2 separate regions of the Homo sapiens genome follow, and region 1 is linked to region 2. A link is a loop called in an ENCODE intact Hi-C map of the cell type or tissue named here. Cell type or tissue: OCI-LY7. All regions are shown on one strand.

Region 1 (8,000 bases), 370 kb before region 2:
CCTCCCAAAGTGCTGGCATTACAGGTGTGAGCCACCGTGCCTGGCTGATGTGTAATCCTTCTAATTTGTTATTAAATTGTGTTTGTTAGCATTTTATTTAGGATTTTTGCATGAATATTCATCAGAGATTTGGTGTTGTAATTTTCTCTTTGTGTAGTATCTTTGATTTTTGTATAAGGGTAATACTGGCCTCATAGAATGAGTTTGGAGGTGTTCCCTCTTCAATTTTTTGGAAGAGTTTGAGAAGGATTGCTGTTGGTTCTTCTTTAAATGTTTGGTAGAATTCTCCATGAAGTCATCTGGTCCTGGGCTTTTCTTCTTTGGGATGTTTTTGATTATTAATTCAATTTCCTTACAAGTTATAGGTTGGTTCAGATTTTTTATTTCTTCATGGTTCTGTCTTGGTAGGTTGGATGTTTCTGGAAATTTATCTATTTTTTTTCCAGGTTATCCAATTTGTTGGCATATAATTGTTCATGCTAGTTTCTTATGATCCTTTTTATTTCTGTAGCATCAGTTGTAACATGTCCTCTTTTATTCCTGACTTTTGTTATTTGAATATTTTTTCTTTTTTTAGTCTAATAAATGTTTTTGATTTTATTGATCTTTTCAAAAAACAGCTTAGTCTTTTTTTTCTATTGTTTTTCTATTCTCTATTTTATTTTGGCACTGATCTTTATTATTTCTTTTTTATGTTAACTTTGGATTCAATTTGCTTTTTGTCTAGTTCTGTGAGGTGTAAAGTTAGGTTGTCGATTCGAGGTATTTTTTTTCTCTTTTTAAGGTTGGCATTTACCATGGTAAGCATCCCTCTAGTACTGCTTTTGCTTAGTACTGTATGTTTTTACCTAATGTATAACTTTGGTATGTTGTGTTTTTATTTTCATTTGCCTCAAGGTATTTTCTAGTTCCTTTGTGTTTCTTCTTTTACCCATTGATTATTCAAGAATGTGGTTTATTTTCCACATATTTGTAGGATTTTCCAATTTTCCTTTTGCTGTTAACTTCTAGTTTCATCCCGTTGTTGGAAAAGATACTAAGCATCATTTCAGTCTTCTTAAATTTATTATGATTTATTTTGTGGCCTAACATATGATCTTTCCTGGAGAATGTTCCATGTGTGCTTAGGAAGAATGTGTGTTCTGCTGTTGCTGGAGAGTGTCCTGTGTGTGTCCGTCAGGCCCAATTGATCTATGCTGTTGCTCAAGTCTTCTCTCACCCTGTTTTTCTGTCTGGCTGATCTATCCATTATTGGAAATGGGGTATTCAGACCTCCTGCTGCATTTCTGTGCGTTTCTCCCTTCAGTTCCGTCAGTTTGTTTTACATATTAGTGTGCTTTGTCAATAGGTCCATATGTGTTTATCATTGCTATATCTTCCCAGTAAATTTATCTTTTCATCATTGTATGAAGTCCTTTTTGTCTCCTGTGACAGTTTTTGACTTGTCTATTTTGTCTGACATGAGTGTGGCCACCTCTGCTCTCTTTTGTTTACCATTTGCATGGAGTATCTTTTTCCATCCTCTCATTTTGAACCTGTGTATGTCCTTATATCTAAAGTGATATGGAGGTAGAGAGTGGAAAGACGGAAAACAGAGACTGGGAAGGGTGAGTGGGGATAGGGGAAGGATGAAGAAAAGTTGGTTGAAGGGTACAAAAAACAGTAAGATAGAAAAAATAAATTCAATATTTGATAGCAGAGTAGGGTGAACATAGTTAACAAAAGTATATTGTACTTGGGTGGTGAACACCCTATACCCTGACTTGATCACTATGCATTATATATGTATAACAACATTTCACATGTGCCCTATGAATTTGTACAAATAAAAAAATATAAAGTGTCTTGTAGATAGCATATAGCTGCATCTTATTATCCATTCAGTCACTCCATGTCTTTTGATTGGGGAGTTTCACCCATTTATGTTTAAGTTAATGACTGATGGGACGGACTTACTGTTGCTATTTTGTTGTTTTGTGTTTGTCTTATAATTATTTGTTCCTCTTTTCCTCTCTTGCTGCCTTTCTTTGTGTTTCTTTGTTTTTGTTTTTTGTTTTTTGTATTGAGCTGCTTTGATTTCTTTCTCATTTTCTTTTCTGCATCTTCTACAAGTATTTTCTTTTGGAAGGGTCTGATCTTATTTGCTACTCAAAAAATCTTACTTTTGTCTGGATGCAGACTTAGAAGTAGAAGCTCACCGCTGGAGGGTCTGCATTTCCTGGCAGTCTGTTCCTGATGTTTTTCTTTGGCCTCTTTCATTCTCATGGCCAGCGTGTAGCCTACTCTGCAGCCTCTGCTTTATTTTTCGTAGTGCACTGTTTTCTTCAGAGCAAGATGCCAGCATTTGTGTTGCAGGACACGTGGAGTAACAAGACACTGAGTCTTGGGTGCTTTGGTCCTCAGTTTCTTACATTCTTTGTTTAAGGGCTTTCAACATATTTCCAGACATCATCTTCTTTAGAGACATAGAAAAGTCTGCGGATTCTGCTAGCTCTTCTGGGCCCCAGGCAGCGAGGCGCCATAGTATCAGTCAGTCCAGGAATATCCTTCTCTCCTACTTTTTTTTTTTTTTTTTTTAACAATAACCAAGTTGAGGACGCTGAGATTGGCATCCACAATATGCAACGGCGAACAGGTTTTCACTGTCTTTCTCCAGTTCTCCTTGGTCTATGGCAGGAATGCCGCTTACTCGGTAGCAGGTGGACATGGCCATGGGTCGGGTCACCCTGCTTCATGGGAAGGCTTGTTTGTCTTTCCCACCACTGATCCAGACCACAGAACCCTTCCATGCTTCACGAGAGCATCAGCAGCAACTTCTGTGGCCACAGGCATCTCATACAAACTACGAAGTTTGCGTTCATCGTCCACTTCAATGAGCTTTTGGCAGCTAGCGGCTGGGAAGATGTTCAGCTTCATCTTGAAGCAGCTCTTCTGTTGGTATTTTCTTTGTGGTTACTATGGGGACTGCATAAAACATCTCATAACAATCGACCTTAAGCTGGTAACAACTCCAACTGCATGCAAAACCTCTATCCTTTCTACAACCCCCCGCTTTATGTCCTCAGTGTCACAGATTACACCTTCTTACACTTGGTATCAATTCGCAGAACTTTGTAGCTGCCTCAGAAAGGCTTCTGGGCCTTGCTGTTGTGAGTTGGTGTTTCTGCCGGGAGGGAGTTCTGGGCTTCCTGTTCCGCTTTTGTGCTCTCCTCTCTAGAGGTCTAAACACTCAGCCAGCATAATGTGACAACCCCGGACTCTCTGTGCTTCCATCCTGCCCTGGAGCAACCTCCTGAGAAAGTGCCCAGAAAGAGTGACCTGGCGGGCCTGAGACGGTGGTCCTGGGAAAGGCCTGCTGGTGAGGGTGCCCTTGGCTGGTGTCTTGGAATCTGGCTGCAGCAGTTCCCTGTGGAGACACACAACCTCCCTCAATAGCGAGGAGCTCCTGTGTCTAAACTCCTGTGGAAACCACGTGGTATCCTGAGCCCGTTTCCTTCTGGGGTCCTGGAATGTCTGTGCGCGCCAAGCAGAGGTGCCCCCGTGACCAGCCCCCTAGTCGCTGGGCGCTGAGTCTCCGTGGGCTTCCCTGGTGGGCGACGTCTCACTGTGCCGTCACGTCACTTTGCTGGAGGAACTAAGCACAGCCATTGTGGCTCCACAGGGAGAGGACAGGGATGCTTGTGCCTGGTGCCCTGGACTTGGCCACCCAGGCCCTGGCTGTGCTCACCCTTCCCGGCCCCTGCAGCCCCGGATGGCAGTGGCTTCCTGCTGATGCCTAACTCAGGGTCACCGCCCCACCATTTCTTCTGCAGCTCCTCCAGCCCCTCTGTGGCGAGTTCCATGATTAAGTGGCCCCCATGGCACTCCCTGGGTGGCTCTGGCTTCCTGGCTGCCCTGGCCCACTCATAGGACCCTTTTCTACCAAGCATGGCCTCCTGGGAGCCTCACACCCCAGGACACAGAAGGGACTGGGGCCCAGCAGGTGGGTTGCTGACCCTGGAGACAGAGTGTCCACTTTGCTCATGGCCAGAAGTCATTTCATTATCTCTAAGAAGCAGACGGTCTGCTCCTCCTGTGTCTATAATTTCATTTACCTTCACACACACACAGAATTTCAATGTGACTTCCTACCTCCAACTCAGCAAGGAGGACACGGATGCTTAGATGGGAAACGGCTGCTGCAAACGCAGCCTGAGTGTGAGGTCAGGGGCTGTGCAGACAGACAGGCAGACAGACAGATGGAGAGATGGACAACAGATGGATAGATGGACAGGCAGACACACAGATGGACAGACAGACACACAGACAGGCAGATAGGCAGACAGATGACAGACAGACACACATGGACAGGCAGACAGACAGACAGATAGATGGAGAGACAGCAGAGACACACAGGCAGACACAGTCAGGCAGACCTGGTTGGATTCCCGCCAGTCGCCCTAAGTAGTTCAGTTGACCGTTCAGAGCTTTTGTTGCTCACCTGCGAAGCGGGGCGGGGCTCCGTCTCCTGATCTTCGGACCACCCTCCATCCCCACCTACCCGTGGGGAAGCCCCCTCCCTACTCTCAGTGGACCTGGGGGTACACACAGCACCGCTCCCTGATGCCAGGCTCTTAGGGCAGTCGCGTGGCCCAGGCCTGGGGAGTCCCTGGACTCCGTCTCCTGGTCACAGGGACGGGCCCAGGATCAGCGGGGTGTGTGGGGTGGGATTCCAGGCCAGCGGGGATGTTCCGGGCTGGTGGGACCCTGTGGATGCGGATGCAGCTCCCTATTTCTTGCCTTCCAGGGTGTTGTGGTTCTGAAAGAGAAACCCCAGTGCAGTAGGTGAATGCGTCCCCAGAAATCCCCCTGGGGGTCCCCAGTCACAGTGGACAGTGAAGCCATGACTCAAGCAGGCCCCCCAACCCCGAGTCCCACTGTCCCCTAGTCAGAGCCCACGGGGACCCGGCCTGGGTCACTGCACAGGAAACGATGCTGGACTCACTGCGGAACCCACAGGCCCAGTGATCTGGTCTGACCCAGGAGGACTTGAGCGGCCCAGTCCCCAGGGGCTTCCTGTGTGACATCACAAGCAGACTGAGGCCCGTCAGAGCCGCCCCAGGCAGTTATGTGAGGTGCTCTCAACTTACAACCTTTAAAACAAGGAAGACCCACCCTGTTCCCAGGAGCTTTCCAGATCCACCAAGGGCAGGTGGGAAGAGACCTTGAAGTATCAGGGTTCAAGCCCCGAGAGGAGATCCAAGGGGACCCCCTCCATCTGACTGAGGAACGGACTCCCCACTTCCACCAACCCAACTCGTCATGGCTGCTCGGAAATCTCATATTCAAGTCAAAAAAGGAGGCGAAACTCCTCTCAACGCCTGCATTTTAAGCAGCGGCTCCTCGGCTCTTGTGTGGTGTTCAGGCGCTCGCAGATCGTCCCTGCTCTTCCCTCCACCCTGCAGTGAGCTCCTGGCAGCTGGGCCGGACGCAGCTTCCCATGAGCAGAGGATCGACCTGGGAGCCTGGTGGGTGATCTCCGCCCAGACCAAGCATGAGAACCCCAAGTCCAGTGGGACAGGCCACAGACCAGCGACTGCTGCCCATGCCTGTCCTGGGGACTCCAGACAGTGCCGAGGGAAAGGAGAAATCATTCATTCAGCCATTCATTCGTTGACCCAGGCAATCATTCATTCATTCAACAGATATTGACTGAGTCCTCCCTTTGAGGCAGGCACTGTTTTATGCACTGAAATACAACTATTTATACAACAGACACTCTTCCCTCCCCCCATGGAGGTTCTGTTCAAGCGGGGAGACAGTCATTTGTTAAACGAAACATAAAATCTCAGTGACAATTAGAGCTCTGGGGGAGAATGAAGGAGCAGGAAGAGGCAGAGGAGGAGGAGCCAGGGCTGCCAGGTGCAGTAGCCCAGGTTGCGCACTGCTCAACTTTGCTGTGGGATTCACATCACAGTCATCAGAGTCACACTGGGCAGTTTCCCAGTAGATGGCCGCACTGTGTCTCAGGAAGGGCCCATTGCCGCTTTGTCCAAGGCCATCTCATGGGCTCAAAGCCATGGGAGGGGAGGGGTCCTGCCAGGATGACACAGAGTCTGGGGCCCTCATTTTCCTCCCATCAGATGATGCCCAGCCTGGGAAGGCACTGAGACCGCAGCGGAGTGGGCCAGGGGGCAGTGAGAGGAGGGGACGTGGGTGGGGCAGGGCTGGGGCACTGGAGGAGCAGGTCAGGCAGGGCCCGTCAGCCCAGAGGCACCCCAGGACTCAAGCCTGCAGCCGACCCTGCTCTCCTAGCCCTCACTGCAGCTGTGGGAAGGGGAAGCATGGAGCCCTCCCTCAAGGTCAGTGCAGCGCCTGGCTTGAGCTCACCATGGTGACTGTCCCCTGCTGCCACCATTGCAGTCACTGCCCTGGTGGGCAGCCTGGACCCCAGCTCCACTGCGCATGGACTGTGTGGTCTTGGGCAGTGCCAAGCTCAGCCTCACGGGCCTGTGGGGACGGTCACAGGAGGTCCACGTGCCAGGCCCAGGGTTCATGCACAGGGTTACCACCACTGCGAGGTTGCCTGTCCCGTCTTGTACCCGGCTGTCCATGCCCTCATCTCAGGCAGCAGGACAAAGGCAAGTGGAACTGAGAGGGGAGAGAGAGGCCAGAGTCCCCTGCAGCCCTGTCCCCAGGACCAGTGCCAAGAGCAACCTCAGAGGAGGGACCTGGGAGTGGCTGGTTCCAGTCCCCACCCCCACTCCGATGGGAAAGTGACCCCGGGTGACCTGCCAAGGTCACAGGGCAGAGCTAGGGCGAGGTCTAAGCACCTCATGTCTGAGCAGAGGAACCCACTCAAGGCCCACCAGGACCCACACGGCCAGTGTTGTCATCACTGAGACATAGAGACGGGGGCCCCCGAGCCACACAGCTGGACAGTGAGAAAACCAGGCTCCCAGCAGTGAGCTGGCCGCATGCCCAGGGCCTTCCACAGCTCCACACAGCCCAGCCTCCAAACCAACTCAGGATGGGCCCAGGGCTCAAATGCCCCCAAGGCCCAGGCAGAACCGTGGGAGTGCAGGTGCCCAGGGGTGACGATAGGGAACGGTGGGGACTGCGGAGAACCGGAGAGGGCTTCCCTCCTAAGGGCAGTGAACCTCAAAGTTCCCTAAACCTACAGAGCCCACCAAGCTCACCTCTCCAGGGGGCTTCAGTCCAGTCTCAAGAGTGGCACCTGGTGAAGGGGGTTCTTGGGATGTGACAGTGACCTCCGAAGCCTGGACATTTGCTCTGTAAGGAGGGGGTCTGGGCTTTTAAAATGTCCTGCTGAGAAAAGAGAAGACACAGGGTGGATTCGGGCACAAGGGATGTGACGGAAGGAACAGCCCCTCTGCAGCGGTGGCGGTTCAGAGGGCCCAATCAGCACACGACCCCCACCCTGGCCCCTGCAGAAAGGCAGGCCTGGTGCGGAAGCTGAAACTCGAAGCCTAGCGCGAAGGCCCCGCAGATGTCAGTCGTGGGGTGCGCCAGAGGCAATGGGGGCCCCGTGATGAGTGCGACCCTAACTGGGTTATGTTGATGAACGCAGGGATTTTCACATCAGAGTTAGGAATGGCGGTGACAATAAACTAAGGAATGGTTTCCGTGGATACAGTTGACACGCGGAATCTTGTGTCTTAGAAAGCCTGTCTTGAGGCTGGTTACAGTGGTTCACGCCTATAATCCCAACATTTTGAGAGGCCAAGGAGGGAGGATCGCTTGAGGCTAGCAGTTCAAGACCAGCCTGGCCAGCATAGCAAGATTCCATGTTTATTAAAAATTTTGAAAGGCACGTTGCTTTGTGTCTCAGGATTGCTCTGTGCTGTGTTCAGACAACAGGAGGATGAAAACAAACTCTCCAATCTCGGGGCTGGGAGGAAACAGGGTGCCTATTACCGTGAGGTGGGATGAATTGATCTTTCATTTAATCCTCCTGCAATACTCGTGGGTTCGTTCCTTCCTTCCTTCAAGAAGCGTTT
Region 2 (8,000 bases):
GACGGGCCCTGCCTGACCTGCTCCTCCAGTGCCCCAGCCCTGCCCCACCCACGTCCCCTCCTCTCACTGCCCCCTGGCCCACTCCGCTGCGGTCTCAGTGCCTTCCCAGGCTGGGCATCATCTGATGGGAGGAAAATGAGGGCCCCAGACTCTGTGTCATCCTGGCAGGACCCCTCCCCTCCCATGGCTTTGAGCCCATGAGATGGCCTTGGACAAAGCGGCAATGGGCCCTTCCTGAGACACAGTGCGGCCATCTACTGGAAAACTGCCCAGTGTGACTCTGATGACTGTGATGTGAATCCTACAGCAAAGTTGAGCAGTGCGCAACCTGGGCTACTGCACCTGGCAGCCCCGGCTCCTCCTCGTCTGCCTCTTCCTGCTCCTTCATTCTCCCCCAGAGCTCTAATTGTCACTGAGATTTTATGTTTCATTTAACAAATGACTGTCTCCCCGCTTGAACAGAACCTCCATGGGGGGAGGGAAGAGTGTCTGTTGTATAAATAGTTGTATTTCAGTGCATAAAACAGTGCCTGCCTCAAAGGGAGGACTCAGTCAATATCTGTTGAATGAATGAATGAATAATTGCCTGGGTCAACGAATGAATGGCTGAATGAATGATTTCTCCTTTCCCTCGGCACTGTCTGGAGTCCCCAGGACAGGCATGGGCAGCAGTCGCTGGTCTGTGGCCTGTCCCACTGGACTTGGGGTTCTCATGCTTGGTCTGGGCGGAGATCACCCACCAGGCTCCCAGGTCGATCCTCTGCTCATGGGAAGCTGCGTCCGGCCCAGCTGCCAGGAGCTCACTGCAGGGTGGAGGGAAGAGCAGGGACGATCTGCGAGCGCCTGAACAGCGCACAAGAGCCGAGGAGCCGCTGCTTAAAATGCAGGCGTTGAGAGGAGTTTCGCCTCCTTTTTTGAGTTGAATATGAGATTTCCGAGCAGCCATGACGAGTTGGGTTGGTGGAAGTGGGGAGTCCGTTCCTCAGTCAGATGGAGGAGGGGGTCCCCTTGGATCTCCTCTCGGGGCTCGAACCCTGATACTTCAAGGTCTCTTCCCACCTGCCCTTGGTGGATCTGGAAAGCTCCTGGGAACAGGGTGGGTCTTCCTTGTTTTAAAGGTTGTAAGTTGAGAGCACCTCACATAACTGCCTGGGGCGGCTCTGACGGGCCTCAGTCTGCTTGTGATGTCACACAGGAAGCCCCTGGGGACTGGGCCGCTCAAGTCCTCCTGGGTCAGACCAGATCACTGGGCCTGTGGGTTCCGCAGTGAGTCCAGCATCGTTTCCTGTGCAGTGACCCAGGCCGGGTCCCCATGGGCTCTGACTAGGGGACAGTGGGACTCGGGGTTGGGGGGCCTGCTTGAGTCATGGCTTCACTGTCCACTGTGACTGGGGACCCCCAGGGGGATTTCTGGGGACGCATTCACCTACTGCACTGGGGTTTCTCTTTCAGAACCACAACACCCTGGAAGGCAAGAAATGGGGAGCTGCATCTGCATCCACAGGGTCCCACCAGCCTGGAACATCCCCGCTGGTCTAGAATCCCACCCCACACACCCCGCTGATCCTGGGCCCGTCCCTGTGACCAGGAGACGGAGTCCAGGGACTCCCCAGGCCTGGGCCACGCGACTGCCCTAAGAGCCTGGCATCAGGGAGCAGTGCTGTGTGCACCCCCAGGTCCACTGAGAGTAGGGAGGGGGCTTCCCCACGGGTAGGTGGGGATGGAGGGTGGTCCGAAGATCAGGAGACGGAGCCCCGCCCCTCTTCGCAGGTGAGCAACAAAAGCTCTGAACAGTCAACTGAACTACTTAGGGCGACTGGCGGGAATCCAACCAGGTCTGCCTGACTGTGTGTCTGCTTGTGTGTCTCTGCTGTCTCTCCATCTATCTGTCTGTCTGTCTGCCTGTCCATGTGTGTCTGTCTCTCATCTGTCCACCTATCTGCCTGTCTGTGTATCTGTCCGTCCATCTGTGTGTCTGCCTGTCCATCTATCCGTCTGTTGTCCATCTCTCCATCTATCTGTCTGTCTGTCTGCCTGTCCATGTGTGTCTGTCTGTCATCTGTACGCCTATCTGCCTGTCTGTGTGTCTGTCCGTCCATCCATCTGTGTGTCTGCCTGTCCATCTATCCATCTGTTGTCCATCTCTCCATCTGTCTGTCTGCCTGTCTGTCTGCACAGCCCCTGACCTCACACTCAGGCTGCGTTTGCAGCAGCCGTTTCCCATCTAAGCATCCGTGTCCTCCTTGCTGAGTTGGAGGTAGGAAGTCACATTGACATTCTGTGTGTCTGTGAAGGTAAATAAAATTATAGACACAGGAGGAGCAGACTGTCTGCTTCTTAGAGATAATGAAATGACTTCTGGCCATGAGCAAAGTGGACACTCTGTCTCCGGGGTCAGCAACCCACCTGCTGGGCCCCAGTCCCTTCTGTGTCCTGGGGTGTGAGGCTCCCAGGAGGCCATGCTTGGTAGAAAAGGGTCCTATGAGTGGGCCAGGGCAGCCAGGAAGCCAGAGCCACCCAGGGAGTGCCATGGGGGCCACTTAATCATGGAACTCGCCACAGAGGGGCTGGAGGAGCTGCAGAAGAAATGGTGGGGCAGTGACCCCGAGTTAGGCATCAGCAGGAAGCCACTGCCATCCAGGGCTGCAGGGGCTGGGGAGGGGTGAGCACAGCCAGGGGCTGGGCGGCCAAGTCCAAGGCACCAGGCACAAGCATCCCTGTCCTCTCCCTGTGGAGCCACAATGGCTGTGCTTAGTTCCTTCAGCAACGTGACGTGACGGCACAGTGAGACGTCGCCCACCAGGGAAGCCCACAGAGACTCAGCGCCCAGCGACTAGGGGGCTGGTCACGGGGGCACCTCTGCTTGGCGCGCACAGACATTCCAGGCCCCCAGAAGGAAACGGGCTCAGGATACCACGTGGTTTCCACAGGAGTTTAGACACAGGAGCTCCTCGCTATTGAGGGAGGTTGTGTGTCTGCGCAGGGAACTGCTGCAGCCAGATTCCAAGACACCAGCCAAGGGCACCCTCACCAGCAGGCCTTTCCCAGGGCCATCGTCTCAGACCCGCCAGGTCACTCTTTCTGGGCACTTTCTCAGGAGGTTGCTCCAGTGCAGGATGGAAGCACAGAGAGTCCGGGGTTGTCACATGATCCTGGCTGAGTGTTTAGACCTCCAGAGAGGAGAGCACAAAGGCGGAACAGGAAGCCCAGAACTGCCTCCCGACAGAAACACCAACTCACAACAGCAAGGCCCAGAAGCCTTTCTGAGGCAGCTACAAAGCTCTGCGAATTGATACCAAGTGTAAGAAGGTGTAATCTGTGACACTGAGGACATAAAGCAGGGGGTTGTAGAAAGGATAGAGGTTTTGCATGCAGTTGGAGTTGTTATCAGCTTAAGGTCGATTGTTATGAGATGTTTTATGCAGTCCCCATAGTAACCACAAAGAAAATACCAACAGAAGAGCCGCTTCAAGATGAAGCTGAACATCTTCCCAGCCGCTGGCTGCCAGAAGCTCATTGCAGTGGACGATGAACACAAACTTCGTAGTTTGTATGAGATGCCTGTGGCCACAGAAGTTGCTGCTGATGCTCTCGTGAAGCATGGAAGGGTTCTGTGGTCTGGATCAGTGGTGGGAACGACAAACAAGCCTTCCCATGAAGCAGGGTGACCCGACCCACGGCCATGTCCACCTGCTACCGAGTAAGCGGCATTCCTGCCATAGACCAAGGAGAACTGGAGAAAGACAGTGAAAACCTGTTCGCCGTTGCATTGTGGATGCCAATCTCAGCATTCTCAACTTGGTTATTGTTAAAAAAAAAAAATAGGAGAGAAGGACATTCCTGGACTGACTGATACTATGGTGCCTCGCTGCCTGGGGCCCAGAAGAGCTAGCAGAATCCGTAGACTTTTCAATGTCTCTAAAGAAGACGACGTCTTCTTTAGACGAAGAAGAAGACGTCTAAATGTTGAAATGTTGAAATGTTTCAAATGTTAAATGTTGAAAACCCTTAAACGAAGAATGTAAGAAACCGAGGACCAAAGCACCTACGACTCAGTGTCTTGTTTTCATTTTTTTTTTCTATACAGAGTCTCACTCTGTCGCCCAGGCTGGAGTGCAGTGGTGCGATCTCGGCTCACTGCAACCTCTGCCTCCTGGGTTCAAGTGATTCTCCTGCCTCAGCCTCCTGAGTAGCTGGGACTATAGGCGCCCGCCACCACCTGGCTAATTTTTGTATATTTAGTAGAGATGGGGTTTTACCATGTTGGTCAGGCTGGTCTCAAACTCCTGACCTTGTGATCCCCCTGCCTTGGCCTCCCAAAGTGCTGGCATTACAGGCGTGAGCCACCACGCCCGGTCAGTGTCTTGTTACTCCATGTGCCCTGCAGCACAAATGCTGGCATCTTGCTCTGAAGAAAACAGTGTACTACAAAAAATAAGGCAGAGGCTGCAGAATATGCTACACACTGGCCACGAGAATGAAAGAGGCCAAAAAAAAAAAAAAAACATCAGGAACAGACTGCCAGGAAATGCAGACTCTCCAGCGGTGAGCTCCTACTTCTAAGTCTGCATCCAGACAAAAACAAGATTTTTTGAGTAACAAATAAGATCAGACCCTTCCAAAAGAAAATACCTATAGAAGATACACCAAAGAAAATGAGAAAGAAATCAAAGCAGCTCAGTACAAAAAAACAACAACAAAGAAACACAAAGAAAGGCAGCAAGAGAGGAAAAGAGGAACAAATAATTATAAGACAAAGAGAAAACAATAAAATAGCAATAGTAAGTCCCTCCCCATCAGTCATTAATTTAAATATAAATGGGTGAAACTCCCCAGTCAAAAGACATAGAGTGGCTGAATGCATAATAAGATGCAGCTATATGCTATCTACAAGACACTTTATATTATTTTATTTGTACAAATTCATGGGGCACATGTGAAATGTTGTTACACATATATAATGCATAGTGATCAAGTCAGGGTATAGGGTGTCCATCACCCAAGTACAATATACTTTTGTTAACTATGTTCACCCTATTCTGCTATCAAACATTGAATTTATTTTTCTATCTTACTGTTTTTTGTACCCTTCCACCAACTTTTCTTCATCCTCCCCCATCCCCACTCACCCTTCCCAGTCTCTGTTATCCATCTTTCCACTCTCTACCTCCATATGACTTTAGATATAAGGACATACACAGGTTCAAAATGAGAGAATGAACAAAGATACTCCATGCAAATGGTAAACAAAACAGAGCAGAGATGGCCACATTCATGTCAGACAAAATAGACATCAAGTCAAAAACTGTCACAAGAGACAAAAAGGACTTTACACAATGACGAAAAGGTAAATTTACTGGGAAGATATAGCAGTTATAAACACATATGGACCTATTAACAAAGCACACTAATATGTAAAACAAACTGACAGAACTGAAGGGAGAAGCACAGAAATGCAGCAGGAGGTTTCAATACCCCATTTCCAATAATGGATAGATCAGCCAGACAGAAGAACAACAGGGTGAGAGAAGACTTGAGCAACAGCATAGATCAATTGGGCCTGAGAGACACTGGATCCCTGGTGTCAGGGGAGCTTCTCATCATCCCCCACTGCCTCCCTTTCGGGCAGCAGATACGGGGTCTGCACGGCCCTGCAGAGGGGTTGAGTGAGTGTAGTCATGGATTTGGGAACCCTGAAGGGAGAATGTCATTGTCCTAAGGCTGGGAGACAGGCTGGGTGTGCAGGTGTGCATGCGGCATGTGTGTGTACAGGTGTTCATATAGATGTGATGTGGGCGTGTGTGTGCAGGTGTGTGTGCAGGTGTGTGTGCAGGTGTGTGTGCAGGTGTGCACGTGCAGGTGTGTGGAGCTGAGTGGATGTTAGTGTGCACGTGTATCTGTGTATCCACGTGGGTGTGTGGATGTGTGCATCTAGTATGCATGAATGTGCAGACGTGTTTTCATGTGCATATGTGTGTATGTGTGTGCATGGATGTGTTTTTGGTTGTGTGTATATGTGTGTACATGTGTCATGTGCCAGTGTGTATTTGAGAATGTGTGTACACAGAGGTATATGGGATGTATGGATGTGAGTGTGCATGTGTGCATATGTGTGTACATGTGTGTTATGAGTATTTGAGCATGCATGTGCACACGGGTACATGGGGTGTGTGGATATGAGTATGTATATGCGTGTACATGTGTTCTGTGCAGGTGTGTACTTAAGCATGTGTGCATAAGTGTGCACACATGTCTGTGGGATGTGTGTGAGTGCACATGTGTGTCTATGTGTGTGCATGGCATGTGTGTGGTGTACATCCGTGTGGGTGTGTACCTGTGTGCAGGTGTGTGCAGATGTGTGTTTCAGTGTGTGCGTGTGTGCACATGTGCATTTTGTTTAAAACTCAGGGGGAACCTGTGGTGAGAGGCGTCCCCACAGCAGGCCGCTCCCCACTGAGCTTATTCCAGAGGCCGTAGGCCTCTCGCTGGGGGAGGGGGGCTCAGGGCCTCGGCGGCAGAGGCCCAGGTCACATCAGGGTCACAGCACCAATGGGGCTGGGTGGATGTGGCTGCCAGTCCAGCTGGTGGGAGCTGGGTCACTGGGGAGCAGCCCCCAGCCTTGACTCTGGCAGCCAACTGTGGCCGGGTGCGCCCAGGGCTGCCGGGACTTCTGGTTCTCCAGGATGAGGTGGAAATCCAGGTTTTACCTGGAACATCCCAACTTTGAACTATTGGCAACAGACTCAGAATTTCCCAGGACACCATATGGGCCACATGAAGCATCCCAGGCTGGGTGAAGCCCCTGCCCCACTGGCTTTCTCAGGACTAATGGTGGCAGCAGCTCACAGCCCTGAGGCAGGAGCCATCCGTGCTCAGGGTTTTAAGCGCTTTTTCTCATTTTGTGCTCTCCTGGGAGGTGCAATTTCGAGGTGATGGAAGCCAACAGAAGGGGTGACCTTGGGGGATTGGCCCAAGGTCACCCGGGCTCAGGGGTGGGGCCGGGATGGACTCTCCTGGACTTTGTGCTGTAGCCCCCCAGCACCTGCACTTCACTGCCTCCCTGTCTATTAATTCATAATGCTAATAATTATTAGCTTTATCATCACCGTTATTGGACGCCAGTCCAGCGCTGCTTCTGGCAGGAAGGTCTGAGGCTGTGCAGGGAGGAGGGAGAGGCCTCTGTCTTCCTCCCTTCCCCACCCGCCTCCCCTGGAGAGCAGGGAACGGAGCAAAGCGTCCCTGGGACTGGCTTGCACCTGCTCAGAACCTGAGGATGAGCTTAAAGCTTTCCTTGAGGAGCTTGAACCCTAGCTTGTCCTGCCGTGGTCAGCGTGGGGACCCTGCTGTCCACACCTCTGGGGACCCGTCCACGCAGGCATCTTTCTCTCTGTTCCAGGGGGACAGAGACCCTAGGCCTCTCCTCTGGGGTCTCTCACCACTTGGAGGAGAGGTGGGCTCCCCGCGAGCTCCCATCGGCTGCTGCTGTTGCTGGGCTGCCTGTGCCTTCCCTTTGAAGCTACAATTCACATTCCCGGTATCTGTGTACATTCCTGGTTCCAATGTCTTCTGCAGAAACTCCCTGCCCTGAAGTCTCCCTGCCTTGCTATGCTCTATTAGTGATCACCCACCATGACGGTGACAGGTTGCATTAAAGTCATGAAGAGCAGAGCTCCTTGTGAGTGGGTCCAGGATGCTCCACTTGGCTGGTGGATGGAGCAGCCGCAGGGCAGGACTTCTGGGGACAGCTGTCTCTTTTCTCAGGTCCTGGCTCAGCCTGGCTGCTGGGTGCCCCATTTCTGGACTAAACTTACCATGCGAGTCCCTAAAGGGCCTCTTCCAGGACTGTCCCAGATGAGAAGACCTCCTGGGCCCCTCCTCCCTCTCCCCAGGGCGACTGTGAGCTCCGTGGGGCCCAGGACGGCCCCACAGGTTTCCCTGCAGAGAACTGGGCAGAGGCTGACCTCCGCAGGCACCCTGGGCCCCTGACCATTTGACGCTGC

The links. Hi-C counts contacts between places; a loop is a spot of excess contacts. Peaks named below come from ENCODE experiments on the same cell type or tissue, not always from the same donor. Only the 100,000 strongest peaks of a DNase experiment are listed, where the experiment ranks them.
Region 1: a loop joins it to region 2, with 11 times the contacts of the local background. A loop is called at or near these places in 40 of 110 quality-filtered maps.

Annotation. Positions count from the first base shown.
Region 1 is chr12:131,662,408-131,670,407 of GRCh38, reverse strand. LOC100996701 reads left to right here and starts at 5,860. Exons shown (of 1, transcript XM_011539090.2): 1 at 5,860-6,634. The coding sequence starts at 5,990. The coding sequence ends at 6,634. It also overlaps the pseudogene RPS6P21. In OCI-LY7, no CTCF peak of the experiment used is centred here; a DNase peak (open chromatin) is centred at 3,197.
Region 2 is chr12:131,288,650-131,296,649 of GRCh38, reverse strand. LINC02415 (long intergenic non-protein coding RNA 2415) reads left to right here. Exons shown (of 2, transcript NR_135045.1): 2 at 1-537. LOC100128002 (a long non-coding RNA gene) reads right to left here and starts at 1,259. Exons shown (of 1, transcript XR_158870.6): 1 at 1-1,259. It also overlaps the pseudogene RPS6P20. In OCI-LY7, no CTCF peak of the experiment used is centred here; no DNase peak of the experiment used is centred here.